2 separate regions of the Homo sapiens genome follow, and region 2 is linked to region 1. The links are chromatin loops, found by intact Hi-C in ENCODE. Cell type or tissue: endothelial cell of umbilical vein. All regions are shown on one strand. Each heading gives the region's core, and the rest is flanking DNA. Links, peaks and the distances in the headings are about the cores only. Region 1 overlaps ADGRA3 (adhesion G protein-coupled receptor A3). Region 2 overlaps KCNIP4 (potassium voltage-gated channel interacting protein 4).

The links. Peaks named below come from ENCODE experiments on the same cell type or tissue, not always from the same donor. Only the 100,000 strongest peaks of a DNase experiment are listed, where the experiment ranks them.
Region 2: a loop joins it to region 1, with 16 times the contacts of the local background. A loop is called at or near these places in 5 of 110 quality-filtered maps.

What each region holds. Positions count from the first base shown.
Region 1 is chr4:22,384,902-22,393,241 of GRCh38, reverse strand. ADGRA3 (adhesion G protein-coupled receptor A3) reads left to right here. Exons shown (of 19, transcript NM_145290.4): 17 at 552-697; 18 at 4,059-4,154; 19 at 4,295-5,866. The coding sequence ends at 5,537. Among named protein-coding and RNA genes, the nearest start is that of MIR12115, 130 kb to the left of the region's middle. RefSeq lists an enhancer at 6,750-7,949. In endothelial cell of umbilical vein, for the core only: a CTCF peak has its summit at 3,783 (motif pointing right); DNase peaks (open chromatin) are centred at 3,821 and 7,311; H3K27ac peaks cover 670 bases.
Region 2 is chr4:21,508,438-21,516,777 of GRCh38, reverse strand. All of the region lies in intron 1 of KCNIP4 (potassium voltage-gated channel interacting protein 4), which reads left to right. Among named protein-coding and RNA genes, the nearest start is that of MIR7978, 48 kb to the right of the region's middle. In endothelial cell of umbilical vein, for the core only: a CTCF peak has its summit at 4,205; a DNase peak (open chromatin) is centred at 4,217; H3K27me3 peaks cover 2,838 bases.

The sequences.
Region 1 (8,340 bases), core at 297-8,296:
CAGCCTGGCCAACATGGCAAAACCCTCTCTCTACTAAAAATACAAAAATTAGCCAGGCGTGGTGGTGCGTACCTGTAGTCCCAGCTACTCAGGAGGCTGAGGCAGGAGAATCACTTGAACCCAGGAGGCAGAGGTTGCAGTGAGCCGAGATCACACTGCAGCACTCTATCCTGGGTGACAGAGCGAGGCTCTGTCCCAAAAAAAAAAAAAAAAGAAAATGAACTCTAATGTATAATGTCACATCTATGAAAAACACACTTTTGGTTTAATGTCTGGGAGCCAGTTCTGTCCTGTATTAAGGGTCGTCTTTGGTATAAATGGTAGTTTGTGGGCTTCCTAGAGCCAATTGTTGGTTTGTGTATTTGAGGATTGTGATTCCCTGTCACATGTCTATTAGAACACAGTGTTGCCTTAGCAGGCAACAGAGTTGATTATTAGGATAGGCCTTCCTGCTGCTTTCAAATCAGACTTCTGAGTTACTTACCAATTTTGAGGTAAGCCTTAGTAGGAACATTTTTTTTCTTTTATTTATTCTTTGATCTTCCTTGTAGGTTGGGATAATTCTTCACTATTCCACCCTTGCCACAGTACTATGGGTAGGAGTGACAGCTCGAAATATCTACAAACAAGTCACTAAAAAAGCTAAAAGATGCCAGGATCCTGATGAACCACCACCTCCACCAAGACCAATGCTCAGGTATCTCATATCTTTGTTGTATTAATTGTTTTGTTTGCTTTCATTGAAGCATAATCATAAATTATAACAAAATTGCTGAGTGAATTTTGGGAAGTAAAAGAACGGACTTGTATGCAGGACTGCCTGGTTTTGAAAATGGCTCAGGCATCCTTCCCGCTGCGAGTCCTCAGACAACTTCTGTACCCTCTCTGAGCCTTCCAAGATCATCTCAAAAGTGGGGCTGATTCTCCCATCCTCGAGTTGTGAGGAATAAATGAGTAAATGGGCAAAGCACTTAAGAGGGGATTGGCCATATAATCGGCTCTATGAAACTGTCAGCTGTTTTTATTTCCTTGAGGTCTTATGTCATACTCAAGTATGTATCAGTTTAATTATTCTATGCAAAGGACAAGAAGACTTGTGTGTTTTTCCTATCCATTATAATATGAAAAGTGGTAAATGGATTATCATGCTGGATGAATAAAATCTATCAGTGATGACCAAGCTTGTTGAATGCCTGATATGTCACTGGCCCTGGGCCAGGGATTTACAGAAGACTCCCTTGCCCTTTGGGAGTTTATAGTCTGCAGGAGGAGAAAGGCATGAGCACTGACTGCGCTGTGTGAGAAGCATAGTGGAGATAGGTTCTTTGAAAATGTAAAGAAAGAAGCCATTAATTTTGGGGGCGGGGGGTTGTTAGGAAATGCTGGACCACTGGCGTGAACTTTACTGTGATCATGACAAAGTGTAGAAGTGAAGAGTGAGCTGAGGAAACCTTGAGGAATGCAGTTTGGCTGGAGCCTCAGATGTTTGGTGTCAAGTAGCAGGAATTCAGGATGAAAGTTGGCTTTGAGGCCTTTGTGTGTCCTATTTAAAATGTGGGCAGCCACTGAAGATTTTTAACTAAGGGAGTGGCCTGACATGGTGTCATTTTAGAAGGATAGCTATGGCTCTAGTATGGAGTATAAATCAGAATTCCTAAGAACAAGGAATTCTGCTGAGGTTATTAGGGCAGCCCCCATGAAGACCAGAACAGTGTCAGGGAGAACACAGAAGAGGACACAAGTTTGAGAGGCTTGAGGCAGTTTCTCTAGGATTGATGTCCAGCTGGATTTAAGAGAGTTGTGTGAGGGAGAGAAATTTGAAGATGGCTGCAAGTTGTCTATTCTAGCTAGCTAGCGTGCCTTGACGGAGGGTGTTTCCATCAACTGAGAAATAAGATAGGAAAAGCAGAAATGGCAGGTGGGCGGGGGAGACATGGAGAGGGGAAATGGGGTGGCAGGCTCCTCAGTACTTTCTTGTGGAATGTTTACATTTTTTAGAAGTCCAGGGCTCAGCAGAGAGGACAAGCTAGAGATTGTCTAGGAGGAGCAGGAGACATTTCCTTATGTGGTCACTGAAGCCATGATAATGAATAGGAACTCCCAGGGAGAAGTTAGTTAAGAAAAGAACGATACTTGGACCTTATTAATGTTTAATAGATGGGCCGTGGAAAAAGTCACTGGATTTTTGGCTGCAGAAAGAGAACACCCGAGAACATGGATGATTTGTGGGAGAGTGGTTCTGTGTTTGACAAGGAGCAGCAGGGGTGCTCCGTGGCCCCAGAGTTATGTTGTAGGATGAGATTTGACACCTCCCTCACTTCTATTAAGAGAAATGAGAGATGATGGTGTTTGGCTTAGAAACTTGGGAATCTTAACCTTAAGCAGCTGTTCATTCCTATAAGGTTCTGAGAAGAAAGATAAAGAGTTAAGGAAAAGGCAGCTGGTGCTTCAAACTCTCTGCAGTCCCCAAATGACACACAAGTATCCTCTTTGCATTAGACAGCTCAAGCTCCGCCCTCTAGCCCTGCTTCCCCCATATCCTTGAGCTTATGGAAGCCTGAGCAACACTGCTGCCTACCTGGAGGGTGGGACACGAGATTTGCCAGTGAGATTCTTCTGACCCCAGAGAGGACATTTTTAGCATCATGGTGGTGAGTGGGTACAGCTGACAATAAGGTGATAAAGGCGAGAAAGTGGTGGTACCAGCGTTGGCAGAAGGAAGAGAGAAAAGAAGTGGTAGTTCAAGGAAAGTTTTAGAAGATGGGGAAACTTGAATATATATATAATACGTATTTTATATATATATATAATACGTATTATATATATATAATACGTATTTTATATATATATATAATACGTATTATATATATATAATACGTATTATATATATATAATATGTATTTTATATATATATATATATAAGCAGTAGAGAAGCATGCTAGAAATAAGCAATAGAGAAGATTTTAAAGATGCAAAATAGGGTTATTTGATAACAAGAACGGGGGTAGGGGGCGTTGAAAGAAGACAGAGAGGGTGATAGGACCCAAGATTAATTTTGGAAATAATACTTTCTTTTCAGGTAAGAAGCAGATGTGAATTAGTACAGCAGGAAGAAGGGGAAGGTCACGTATTATTGGCATCTCTCTAATCTGTGGAATAGAAGGCAGAATTATAGTTTTATAGGGTAATTAGTTTTCAGCAGTACTAACATCATGTTAAAGGATTTTAGTAACTAGGTACAAGGAAGAAACAATATATGGACAAATGTATCAGAGATATTGCCTTTATCCACCCAGTGCAAGATTTGGGGCCATGTCTCAGGAAGGAGCAAACGCAAAATTAAGATTCTGACTTACCCAGAATGGAAATTTATTTTCAGAGAGATCAAGGAGCTCAGAGATGAGCACAGAGTTTTTCTTTGTAGGACCAGTCACTGCTCTGTTTCAATCAGTTTTTATTGCACCATCATTTCCCTTGCTGTCCCCACCTCTCTTTGGAAAAGGGGTCAGGTAGGGCCTCTGCACTCTGTGAAGCTGCTGGGATCCAGATACCTTCCTTACCTTAATCTCAGTGGACTGGCGATGAGATACACAGCAGTGGGCAGTCCTGGGACATGCAGGTTGAGCTGAACATTAGTCAGTAATTAATATGTCATTACATTTCTTGTGTGAACTAAGGCACTTTTCAGTTCACCGGCTGAATCTAAAAGAAGCCAGTTCCTGCTACAAAAAAAAAAAAAAGTAAGAGTAAGTAAGCTGAAATCCTACCAGCAGGCTCAGAGTGTTACTTTGCCTGTCCACAAGGTGGCAGAAGCCGATCAGCTTTCCTCTACTCAGAAACTTACTAGACCTTGTGCTTTAAAACAAGAAATCTAAAAAACAAAATAAAAACACATTACTGCTAATAAATCAGCCTCCCAACTTAACTCTCAGCTTATTATTGGAATAAAGATAATAATTAATCTTCAGGGAATGACTTTTGAAGTACTGAGACATTATGAGAGATACATGTTAAGAAATGGAATGATGAGTGGTTTTTCCTGTGATTCCTCCTTCTAGATTTTACCTGATTGGTGGTGGTATCCCCATCATTGTTTGCGGCATAACTGCAGCAGCGAACATTAAGAATTACGGCAGTCGGCCAAACGCACCCTAGTGAGTATTTTATATTCTCTGTGTACTTGACCCAGTTGTTTCTCTTTTAAGTATTTTCTAGGCATTACAGGTGATTGCAATTTCGTAGATAATTTGTTGAAACATGTAGCATCGATCTGGTTTACCATTTTCTTTTCCAGTTGCTGGATGGCATGGGAACCCTCCTTGGGAGCCTTCTATGGGCCAGCCAGCTTCATCACTTTTGTAAACTGCATGTACTTTCTGAGCATATTTATTCAGTTGAAAAGACACCCTGAGCGCAAATATGAGCTTAAGGAGCCCACGGAGGAGCAACAGAGATTGGCAGCCAATGAAAATGGCGAAATAAATCATCAGGATTCAATGTCTTTGTCTCTGATTTCTACATCAGCCTTGGAAAATGAGCACACTTTTCATTCTCAGCTCTTGGGGGCCAGCCTTACTTTGCTCTTATATGTTGCACTGTGGATGTTTGGGGCTTTGGCTGTTTCTTTGTATTACCCTTTGGACTTGGTTTTTAGCTTCGTTTTTGGAGCCACAAGTTTAAGCTTCAGTGCGTTCTTCGTGGTCCACCATTGTGTTAATAGGGAGGATGTTAGACTTGCGTGGATCATGACTTGCTGCCCAGGACGGAGCTCGTATTCAGTGCAAGTCAACGTCCAGCCCCCCAACTCTAATGGGACGAATGGAGAGGCACCCAAATGCCCCAATAGCAGTGCGGAGTCTTCATGCACAAACAAAAGTGCTTCAAGCTTCAAAAATTCCTCCCAGGGCTGCAAATTAACAAACTTGCAGGCGGCTGCAGCTCAGTGCCATGCCAATTCTTTACCTTTGAACTCCACCCCTCAGCTTGATAATAGTCTGACAGAACATTCAATGGACAATGATATTAAAATGCACGTGGCGCCTTTAGAAGTTCAGTTTCGAACAAATGTGCACTCAAGCCGCCACCATAAAAACAGAAGTAAAGGACACCGGGCAAGCCGACTCACAGTCCTGAGAGAATATGCCTACGATGTCCCAACGAGCGTGGAAGGAAGCGTGCAGAACGGCTTACCTAAAAGCCGGCTGGGCAATAACGAAGGACACTCGAGGAGCCGAAGAGCTTATTTAGCCTACAGAGAGAGACAGTACAACCCACCCCAGCAAGACAGCAGCGATGCTTGTAGCACACTTCCCAAAAGTAGCAGAAATTTTGAAAAGCCAGTTTCAACCACTAGTAAAAAAGATGCGTTAAGGAAGCCAGCTGTGGTTGAACTTGAAAATCAGCAAAAATCTTATGGCCTCAACTTGGCCATTCAGAATGGACCAATTAAAAGCAATGGGCAGGAGGGACCCTTGCTCGGTACCGATAGCACTGGCAATGTTAGGACTGGATTATGGAAACACGAAACTACTGTGTAACATTGCTGGGCTTCCTAGGCAGAAATTCATATAAACTGTGATACTCACATTCCTTGAAGCTATGAGCATTTAAAAACTGTTTACAGCCACCATAGGGATTCAAAAGAATTTGGAATAAACTTTGAAGTTTTGGATTTTACTTATTTTTATCCCCAAATTGTTGCTATTTTTTAGGATCTGAAACAAAATCTTTCTAAAACATTGTTTTAGTTGTCAAAGCACCAACAGGACATTTTGGGATGTGAAATGTAATTTCTTGGAATCTGTAATTTGTACTTAATATTTCAGGCTTGTATTTAATATAATAAATAGGTGTTTGTTATTGTGTCGATCTGTTATTTTTATATTTTACAATATAAGCATTTAGTTCTATTTTAATGAAATTAGTGGTTTGGGGTATTTTAATTAGAGTTACACATAAGTCAGTTATATATATATATTGCATGGTTAAGTGTATTGATTTTGGCACATAAATCAAAGTGATTTTTGGGTTGCTGTATTTTATAAGTCTAGTTTTAAATATTACCAGGTTTTAAAAGGATCTCTCAGGATGTTTTTTGAAAATGGAAATGCCTAAAAAACTTCCTACGTTGCCTTACTTTTGCGTTATTCCTTGGATCCTATTAATACTATTTTCAACATGGTCGTGGCCTTTTCATTGCTTTATATTCGGTCTTAAGTTTCTTACTCTTTTTGGTGTGGCCAGGTGGGGGTGATTGCTGCACGAAAGTTATTCTTGAATGCAAATGAAGAGCTACCACTTAAGGTTCACATTCTTCAATATTGGCTCTTATGTTGACTTTTATTTTGTACTTAAACAGATAAAGTTCCTTAGATTCATGCTGAAGTACTGATTAAATCCCATTCCGGAATTCTAAAAACAGCTCTACTGCAAAAGTTCTCGCTCACTGGTCTTTGCTACACTGCAGTCTAACCCATCTCCTGTCCTGAGTCTCACTGTGGTTCTCAGTTCTCTCGTATGCAAGACAATGTCTGCAAAATTGACACAACTTTGATCTCTTTTCAGCGGAAGTCTAAAGGTTTGAATCAGATTGGATTCAAAAGTACATATTCGAGAAATGCAAAAAAGAATCAAGCCGTTTAGCTTAATAAACTTCAAATTCTGAGAGATTAACTGCTTATGTACAGAGAACAATTCTCTGAGCCATCCTGAGATTACCCATTCTAGTGTAAATGTTCACTTTTCACTGGGTTACTGCATTAGAAATGTTATTTTGCTTGACAATAATAAAACCGATAGTTCTACTTAAGCCTTTTAGGTTTGAGTTTTAGAGATGTTATTTTATGGTGGGGGAAATAAAGCAGCCAGTGGATAGATTTGGCTATATTTCCTGGTTTATGGTCTCCTGGTAAATTGATATATTATGTACAAGATGGTGTTTGGAAATGACAAAGATAAGCTAATAAGAAATGGAGTGAATAATTCTTATTTATCACTATTTTTTTGTTTGCTCGGTGTTTAACCTGTTTGACCTGCTGGTCAGCTGTACCTAGGGAGATAACTTTCTTGTTCTTCTTTTTCCTGCCTCTGCATAGGAAGTGAGGAATTTTCCTTCCTGGAAGATGTTGCCCATTCAGCAAGCATTTATTCATTTAAACATGCCTTATTTTAGGTAACAGAACAGGTGCTGGCGGTGGGGAAGGACTGGAAAAGAAATCAAACACTTGGAAGAAGATGGAGATTCTGCTAAAAATGTTCAAGGGGATTTTGTTACTCATAGCGTGGAGAGTGATGAGCGATCACTTACTCATCCTTAGTATTTCAATTAGAGTTTTGATATTTGTATATAGGAAGTGAGTAATATATTGTATTCCTCCCACCTTTGTCGTTTATGATTTATAGCTGAGATTCTCTATTTTTCATAGAATTGTAAACTGCTAACAGATGTTTCAGTTTTCTTAGAGATCAGCATGATCATTTTCCTAATTTAAAAAATTTGACAACTAAGATCCAAAGAATTTCTGGCTTGCTGGACATGCTGGCAGGTTATACCATGCCCACGGCTAGAACCATGTTTGCCAATGCTGAGGCCGCCGTGCTTGGCAACACATTTCATTGCTTTTACGGTGTTTATTATCTATAAAATTGTATCAGACTTTATTCTTATCTTAGTTGTTTTGAGTTTTAGTTTCATAATAAGGTATAGTTGGTTATATTCTGCTTAAGGAAACAGTTATGATTCTTTTATTTCATGACAGTTGTTTTGTTTTGTTTTGTTTTGTTTTTAGAGTTGAGGTCTCACTCTGTTGCCCAGGCTGAAGTGCAGTGGGGATCATAGTTCACTGTAACCTCGAGCTCTTGGGGTCAAGCCATCCTCCCACCTCAGCCTCCTGAGTAGCTGGAACTACAAGAACAAGCCAGTAGCCCGGCTGTTTTTCTTTTTATTTTTGTAGAGATGGGTCTCACTGTGTTGCCCTGACTGGTCTCAAACTCCTGGCCTCAAGTGATCCTCCAACCCTTGCTTCCCAAACTGTTGAGATTATAGATACGAGCCATTGAGCCCAGCCAAAAGTTGTTTTCTTAATGTAAACATTATATCTACAGATTACATATATAATGTTATATACTAACCTGCTTTTTAGGTAACAGTTAGAAATTAGATTTGTGTATGACTATTTTTGTGACTAGATTTATATACTAACGTACATGTATATTAATATTTCAGGTCATTAATAGGTGGCAACTGATTTTTAAATCTCAGGATATTTTGGATAAATGTAACAATGTAACTATATGTATGTTCAATATATTTATATTAGTAATATATACAGATGGCAACTT
Region 2 (8,340 bases), core at 99-8,098, 880 kb after region 1:
ATGTTCCTAAACTTCATGTGTTGCTAAAATCTTCTCAGATACAACTTCATGTTCCTAAACTTCCTCTTCCCAGGCATAACTTCATGTTCGAAAACTCTTCCCAGACACAACTCCACAGGGTTCTGCACAGATTTTCTGACTCGTGCTGAGGGAGACCTGAGTATTCTTCAGCTCAGCTGTCTACAGGAGAAGAAACTGATGCAAGCCTTTCCTTTTTATAAGTACCCTAAATATTGATTAGTGACTCTGACAGATGTCAACAACCAATTTAGTTTGGGGAGTTTGAGAGAGAAAAAGAACATCCACCAATCTTGTCTCTCCTGTACTTCTCCCCAGGTCCTTTCATTAGTTTTCAGTGGGTGAAAGGAAAAGGGTGATTGTTGTGGTAGGACTTATTCTGCCCTTTGATATGCACATGTGACAGTTTCTGACCTAGATTTTAGATGACTCAATAGAGCTGGATTACTTTGTACATTGACTCAACTTTGGGCTATATGAAGAGAACTTATGTATATTATACATGAGATACAAGTATTATTCGTGGGACAACAAAGGGGGAAATGACAACTTTTTCTGAAGATATTTAGGAAGACACTATGATTCCTCCCTTACCTACACCCTTGCTTCTCATAGCACTTTGCTCAAGGTTAGAGCTCAACATAAGTTTCCTTGCTAGATGTTTTTCATTCATCAACCAGTTTCTTGATTTGTTTATTCTGTCATTGAACAATAATCAATTGAGCTACTACTCTTTGCAGCTGGTCTGCAAGAAGATGATAACACGCTGGTGAACACAAGAGACAGACCTCATTCTCTTAGCCAATTTTGTGCTACTATAATAGAATACCACAGACTGGGTAATGTATAAGGAACAGAAATTTATTTGTCTCATGCTTCTGGAAGTCTGGAAGTCCAAGGCTGAAGGATGAACATCAAGCAAGGGCCTTCTTGTAGTGTCATCCCATGGTGGAAGAGCAGATGGCAAAAGAGAGAGAGAAGGCAAGAAGGACCAAACTCCTCCTTTTCTAAGGAACCCACTTTTGGGATAATGAACCAGTCCTGTGATGATGACATTAATCTATTTATGAGACTGAAGCCTTTATGATCTAATTACTCAAGTTCCTACTTCTTTTCTTTTTTTTAGACGGAGTCTCGCTCTGTCACAGGCTGGAGTGCAGTGACACAATCTCGGCTCACTGCAAGCTCCGCCTCCAGGATTCACGCCATTCTCCTGCCTCAGCCTCCTGAGTAGCTGGGACTACAGGCGCCTGCAACGACGCATAGCTAATTTTTTTGTATTTTTAGTAGAGACGGGGTTTCGCCGTGTTAACCAGGATGGTCTCGATTTCCTGACCTCGTGATCCACCCGTCTCTGCCTCCCAAAGTGCTGGGATTACAGGCATGAGCCACCTCACTCAGCCTAAAGTTCCTACTTCTTAACACAAATGCACTGGGAATTAAGTTTCCAACACATGATCTTTGCACATTCAAACTATAGCACCCATTGAGAAAGAAACTTATAAATGCAATGAGTATGGCAGTACAGAAGTGGAGAGTTTTTCCAGATCAGGAGCCCCCATCACTGAGCTCCAGCCTAGTTGAGGGGCATATGGAAATCTCTAGGGAAGCGATGGTTAAGCACCAACCTAAAGGATAAGTGGAAACCAGCTTGGTAAAGAAGGAAGAAATCATTTCTAGAGAAAAGGAGGGAGATGGTGAAGCCACTGAAAGAAATTTAGGATAGCTAGAATGTAAGAACATATTATGTTAGGTAATACTGGGAAATAGGTAGTGGCTAAATCAAATGGACTTCATAGGTCATGTTTAGGATAGAAGTAAGAAAGTATGAATGAGTTAATTAATTAATTGGTAAATAATGAAATGTCTTCTTGCAGGCACACATCTCCCCCAGAAGATGAATACATCAGGCTTAGATAGTGATGCTTTCCTTGGGAAGGAGTGGAGAGCCTATATTTTCCACTACTCTCTTTGTGAGAGGTGAGGGCAAATATCTGAGAATATCTAATTGAGAGAGAGTCTTTCTTTCACTTTTTTTTGTTTTAATTTAACAGTTGCTTCCTATTTCTATCCCTCCTTTTACTTTGAATTTTTCCGTTTTTATTTTTATCTTGTTTCTTCTGTAACCCTCCAACGACCCTGTGTTGATTGGGTTTGCTTATCCATAAATGCAATTTTAATTCTTTTGAGGAAAGAAGAGCCATAATTATTTAGTTACTATTTTTCCCATTAGGGCTGTTTTTGTTGGCTCTGAGTTCTCTGTGGAAACATACACTTTACTTGAAGCAGTTATATTTTATTGTGTGGATATCAATAATACAATGATGTCTTTTCTAAAATATCTGTCCTTTTCCTCTGTGTGCTGTGTTGAAAAACATTAGGCTTGTAGCAATCTGATTGCCTGGAGTTAGTGACACTATGCTTTTCTCTGCTGAACTGAACATGTTCACTCCTTGGGAAATGTTACTAAAGACATCATGTTACTGTCATTTTTGAAAGCATAAATACCACTTAGAAACAATATCAGCTCATGCAAATTACCCAAATGGTTCATTTGTAAGGTTACATCAGGGAAACCGCATTGTCTCCAAAGGGTCAGGGACCATCTTACAGTTAACATTTTTCTGGTTTTTTAGAAGGTCTGACAGCCTCACGTTAGAAAGAGTGACAACACAAGGCTAATACCTTCACTTTTCTCAAGGTCTTTGTCATCTGCTGTAATTTACAAAGCTCTTTTGTTGAAAGGACCTACACCTATTTTGTGAAAGGAAACCTGACTAGTGTTTGATCATAATTTTAACCTGTTTTCTTGTGTAGGAGGTGCTATTTTAGGCTTATTAGTAAACCAAGCTCTCCTAAATCCTTCTCCTACCTTCAGGTCGTACAGATCCATAGACCCAACAGAGTGGACTAAATATGTTTTGTACCGTTGTTCATCCAAGGATTTGGATTCTTTTCATTCCTCTTGTGGTTATCTAAATGACAGCTAACTAAAAACAATAAAGTAGCAACGTTGAAAGAGCAGTTAATAGAGAATGATTAAGAGGAAGATGAGAAAAAATGTATTGAGCATTTAGCACATGCCACGTGAAGGCTGAAGGTTCTGCCTATGTTACACTATTCCACTCTCACAGCAAACCACTGGGGAAAATACTATTGGTGAATACAAAAATATGCTGATGATTATTTAATACATTGAACACAATCCTGCAGATAGTAAGAGGCAGATCTAGGATTCAAACCCATGTTTTTCTGATTTCTTCATGCCAGTGATAAAGGATGCATAGTGTATTATGCTACCTTCTGGTACTTATCTGTCCAATGCCAGCTTCTCACATATCACCAACACAAGCTGTTGATAAAGATGAGTTTGTTGTCTGTTGATGCTTTCTCATGAAGAGCTGATGGATTTTTCAGGAAGTTTCTTTAACGTAATGAGCTGTTAAGTTATTTGCCTGAACGAGAGTCTTCTGGAATAGTAAAGGTAAAGGCAAATCCCAAGCCACATGTGGAGGTAGATGGATTTGTTCTCATATCATACAATGACATGGTTATTTAATTACACCTTCATCTCTGTTACTGGAGAAGGAACTCTTCCACAGCAGGGCTGTCCTGTTAGTCATTTTTGTTTCTCCACAAATGACTAGTGTTTCTCTGCCTGGAACATAGTGGTATCAGGTGAGTGGAGGTGGAATGGCAATGGTAGCAGTGGAGAAAATGGTAACAATGTAACAGCATTTATCTTCCGCTTACTCCACACAAGCCACATGCACTTCCTAGTGTGTTATCTCATCTAATCCTTGTGACACCCATATGGGATTGCTGCTATTTTTATTTAACAGAACTGCCATAAAGCGAGATTGTGTTCATTGTTTAATAAAGGTTTGCTGCAATTAACTGGACATTCTTTCAGTAGATTAATATCATATAAATCAGCCAATTATGTAGACCTTTATTCAGTCCAAAAGAAATATTAACATTTCCAATAGATTTTACCTATTAAATGCTGCGGGAACTTCAGCTAAGCCAATGCATATCTTACAGCAAACATAAGATGCTTGTTAAGCAATATTTTCTTCTGTTCAGGACTTGTGAGCACAGATGAACCTATTGCCATTTGATTCTCATGTATATGTGTTGAGAATATCTCTGTGGCCTGAGTCTCCCTGAACCAGACTCTGAATGACTTTTTCCACTTCTTAAGTCTCTGCTGCCACACTGTGGAGAAGTACAAAATAAAACATAAGTTTCTTAGATTTTTTTTTTGTCATCTTTTACCAAGGAGCAATTGTCATTTACTGTGCTTCAAATTTGATTAAAAAATGACTAACCTTTTGTCTGAATGCCATCTGCAAATAAAAACCTTTCAGACAAAAGATGATGTTAGGTGAAGTCATTACAAATTAAAGGAGTAATAGTATTTCAATAGGATTGCTTTAATGACTGCTTGGGTAATGAACTCAGTTCAAAATGTGGTCACTTTAAGAAAGGCAGACTGAAATAAATATGAGCTTTCAATTCTGATACAAAGGAGACTTCCTTCCTTCCTTCCTTCCTTCGTTCGTTCCTTCGTTCGTTCCTTCCTTCCTCCCTCCCTCCCTCCCTCCCTTGCTTCCTTTCTTCTTTCCTTTCCTTCCTTTTTTCCTCACTCTTTTCCTCCCTCCCTCCCTCCTTCCTTCCTTCTTTCCTTCCTTCCTTCCTTCATTCTTTTTCCTTCCCTCCTTCCTTCTCTTCCTCCCTCTTTCCCTACTCCTTACTTCCTTCCATCTTTCCTTTTTTTCTTTCTCTTTTACTCTATTAAAATTGTATCGACTGTCTATCAGCCTGTGTCAGCCATTATGCTGGATGGTATTATTAACACAAAATCAAATTAAGTCTTGTCTCTGAATCTCAATAGGGACACTTTGTAGTGATAAAGAAAGGTATATATAAAAAGAAAATAGAATGTAAAGCAGGCTTGAGAGACTTATGCACAAGTTATCACGGGACTCTAAGGGGCAGCTTTGAAAGCCACAGTTTAAATTATTTGCAGTAAATTCAGACACATGATTTTCTGAAAGTCAGAAATCTCATTCTCCAACAACTGTGGATGTCATGAGCTCCCGTTGTCCTACTTACAAGGAGCGTTATTGCCATCTTCAGTTGAAGATGATTGGAATTTCTAGGGATTAAGAAAATTACCAAACAAAGCCTTTCTCTATAATTTAATCAATGTCATTTCAAAGTTTTATATAGAAAGATGGAGATCTTTCCAATTTTCTTTGGAAATATACACTTTTTCATGTACGTGTCTTTTGTCATCTACATAATGCAATATTGTTATTTATCTATTTTCAAGCATTTCTAGAAAGTAAAACCCAAGAATGAGGACATTCACCAGGGCTTAAAAAGAAAATGAAAATAAATAAAATTGCTTTAAAGAGCATACAAAATGTCATTATAATATGAAGCCTATACTATTTATTTAGGTCACAAAAGTGATAGCTATATCCTAAAAATGACTTTTATTTATTATTTCTTTAATACACTGTTTCCTAGTATCAGGTTTCTAGAAATACCTTTATTTCAAAAGCTAACAAACCTGAGAAGCATGGTTAAAATAATCAAGTTAGTTTGGGAGATTTAAGGAGAGAAGAGTATGAATTATACTTGCTGAATGCATACTATATACAGGCATGTGGCAAACGATTTATTATTATTATTTTATTTTATTTTTGAGATAGGGTCTTTCTCTGTCGCCCAGGCTGGAGTGCAGTGGAACAATCTCAGCTCGCTACAACCTCTGCCTCCCGAGTTCAAGCAATTCTCATGCCTCAGCCTCCCTAGTAGCTGGGACTACATGCGCCCACCACCATGCCCAGCTAACTTTTTATTTTTATTTTTTTAATTTTTATTTTGTATTTTTAGCAGAGATGGGGTTTCATCATGTTGGCCGGGCTGGTTTCAAACTCCTGACCTCAGGTGATCTGCCCACCTCAGCCTCCCAAAGTGCTGGGTTACAGGCATGAGCCACCATGCCTGGCCAAACAATTTAAATCTATTAGTTTACTTAAAGTTCCAAATAAAAATGAGGGGTCAACATATTAGCTTTATTTTAGAGATGAGGAAACTGAGGCTTAGAGAGTATCATCAACTTGTTAATGGTCTAGTAACTAGCAACCAGTAAATGGCAGAATTTGGATAAAACTAGAACCCACATTATTCCATTGTGTTATCAGAACAAAAAGGAATCATTTACATATTTATATCCAAGTAAAAAAAAACACCCACTGTCTAAATCTGCCTGATTTTTTTTGTTCAAGAGTAATACGATGTCAATAGTATCAGTAGAATAAGTACAAGTATCTTGTTTTATGTATTGACTTTTCTTCCCCCACCCCAACCTTTGTATTGATCAATAAAGTCCTTGTTTTAAACCACATGAAAACTGTATTTGCTTATCTTTGAAGTGCATACTTTCTTATTAAGTACATTTTAAATTAAACCTTCTTCTTGGAGTTGAAAGAAAACTGTAAGCTAATTTAAAAGTCAGGAATCCAATGAGTTTTTTTTGAAGTACAGGCTTTCAGAGCCAAAATTCATTAACATCATTTCAATAGGAAAATAAAATCAAATAGTTTAATGCTGCAATTTTACATGATATGAGACAGATTGCTGCCTTTTTTTTTTTTTTTTTTTTTTGGAGATGGAGTTTTGCTCTTGTGCCCCAAGTGGGAGTGCAATGGTGCGATCTCGGCTTGCTGCTTTCCGAGTAGCTGGGATTACAGGCAGGCGCCACCACACCCAGCTAATTTTTGTATTTTTCATAGAGACAGGGTTTCACCATGTTGGCCAGGCTGGTCTCGAACTCCTGACCTCAAGTGATCCACCCGCCTCAGCCTCCCAAACTGCTAGGATTACAGGCATGAGCCACTGCTCCTGGCCAGATTGTTGCCGTTCTTAAAGACAGGGGATATTTACAGTCTAACAGCAATGGAAATAAATAATTGTACAAACACAGGCCAGAAGATCAGGTGAGTCTAGTTTAGAAGCTTGGTTTTCACTCAAAAACAAAAGTCCAACATCTTAGGAGCTAAAGATAGGGATATGCTATGTAGGCATTAAGTCAGGAACAGCCTGAGGAGTGGCTGAGGAGGGTGGATTGTTTTTGGATAATGGCTCACTTTCCTCATCTATAATGGGTATATTAATGGTATCAGGCTATAGGATTGTGAGGATTAAATGCAATAACACATATAACACTCTTGTTCCAGCAAATGCCTACAGCACTGGTATCTCTTTGATAAATGTTAATCTTTGTTATCATCCCAACAAGCAAAGGAATTAAGTAGAAATGGTATAAATTATGGTATTGTCATACCAAGTCTCCAGCAGGAGGTTTATATTATAATGGATGTATGACAGTGAGGAGTAACTTAATCTTTCTAAGGTTCAATTTTCATACCTGTAAAAGAGGACTGACTATTAATCATACCTATTGTGCAAAGCTGCTGTGGGGTCAAATGAAAGAGTGTTTGCAAAAGGCCTCTGTAAAATGTAAAGGGCCCCTTACATGCTGGTTAGCATCACTATCTATTTCTATTCCTTCCCAGTTTTCATAGAAATCTCACCTTTGAATTTACTTATGAGTCAGAATTATGATATAACAATAATATTAAATATATTTATTAGCTGGGATGAGCTTTGCTAGCTCAACTCCATGAATAGTGACCTATGAGGGGAAAAACCCTATGAAATCAGCTCCGAGGGGAGGGCATACAGACTCCTATTGAATGGTGAGAAGGAAAGTGAGGGTTAGGGAGCAGAAGCAAGAAGGTGTCCATGTTAGGAATAAATTTAGCTATAAGTAACAGCGCTCAACTAACAGCAGCATAAAATAGTGAGTTAATGTGTTTTTATATACCAAGTTTGAAGGAAGGTGGTATCCTAGAGTTGATCAGCTCACAACAATGCATTAGAGGCCCAGATCTCTCTCTTTTGCTGTTCATAGTTTTCATCCCCTTGCTAATTGCCTCAGGGCAGCAGACAGCATGTTCAAGGCAGGAAGAAGTAGAGAAGAATGGTACCAGACCTATCTGTTCCTTGCAAAAGCAGCAAATGCTTCCCTCAGTATTTCTTGGCAAATTATTATATCTTAAGAAGCAGAGTATGTCTGACTTACTCCTAGCTTCAACCAACAGTGGGAAGATGAATATTTAATTAGATACGTAGCTAATCTGAGCAAAATCTGAGTTATATTTACAAAGAACATGGGAAGAATGATTGGGTAAGCAGCTAGCAGTGCCTGCCACTGTGCAATCCTCATACTTGGTGGAAGAGGGG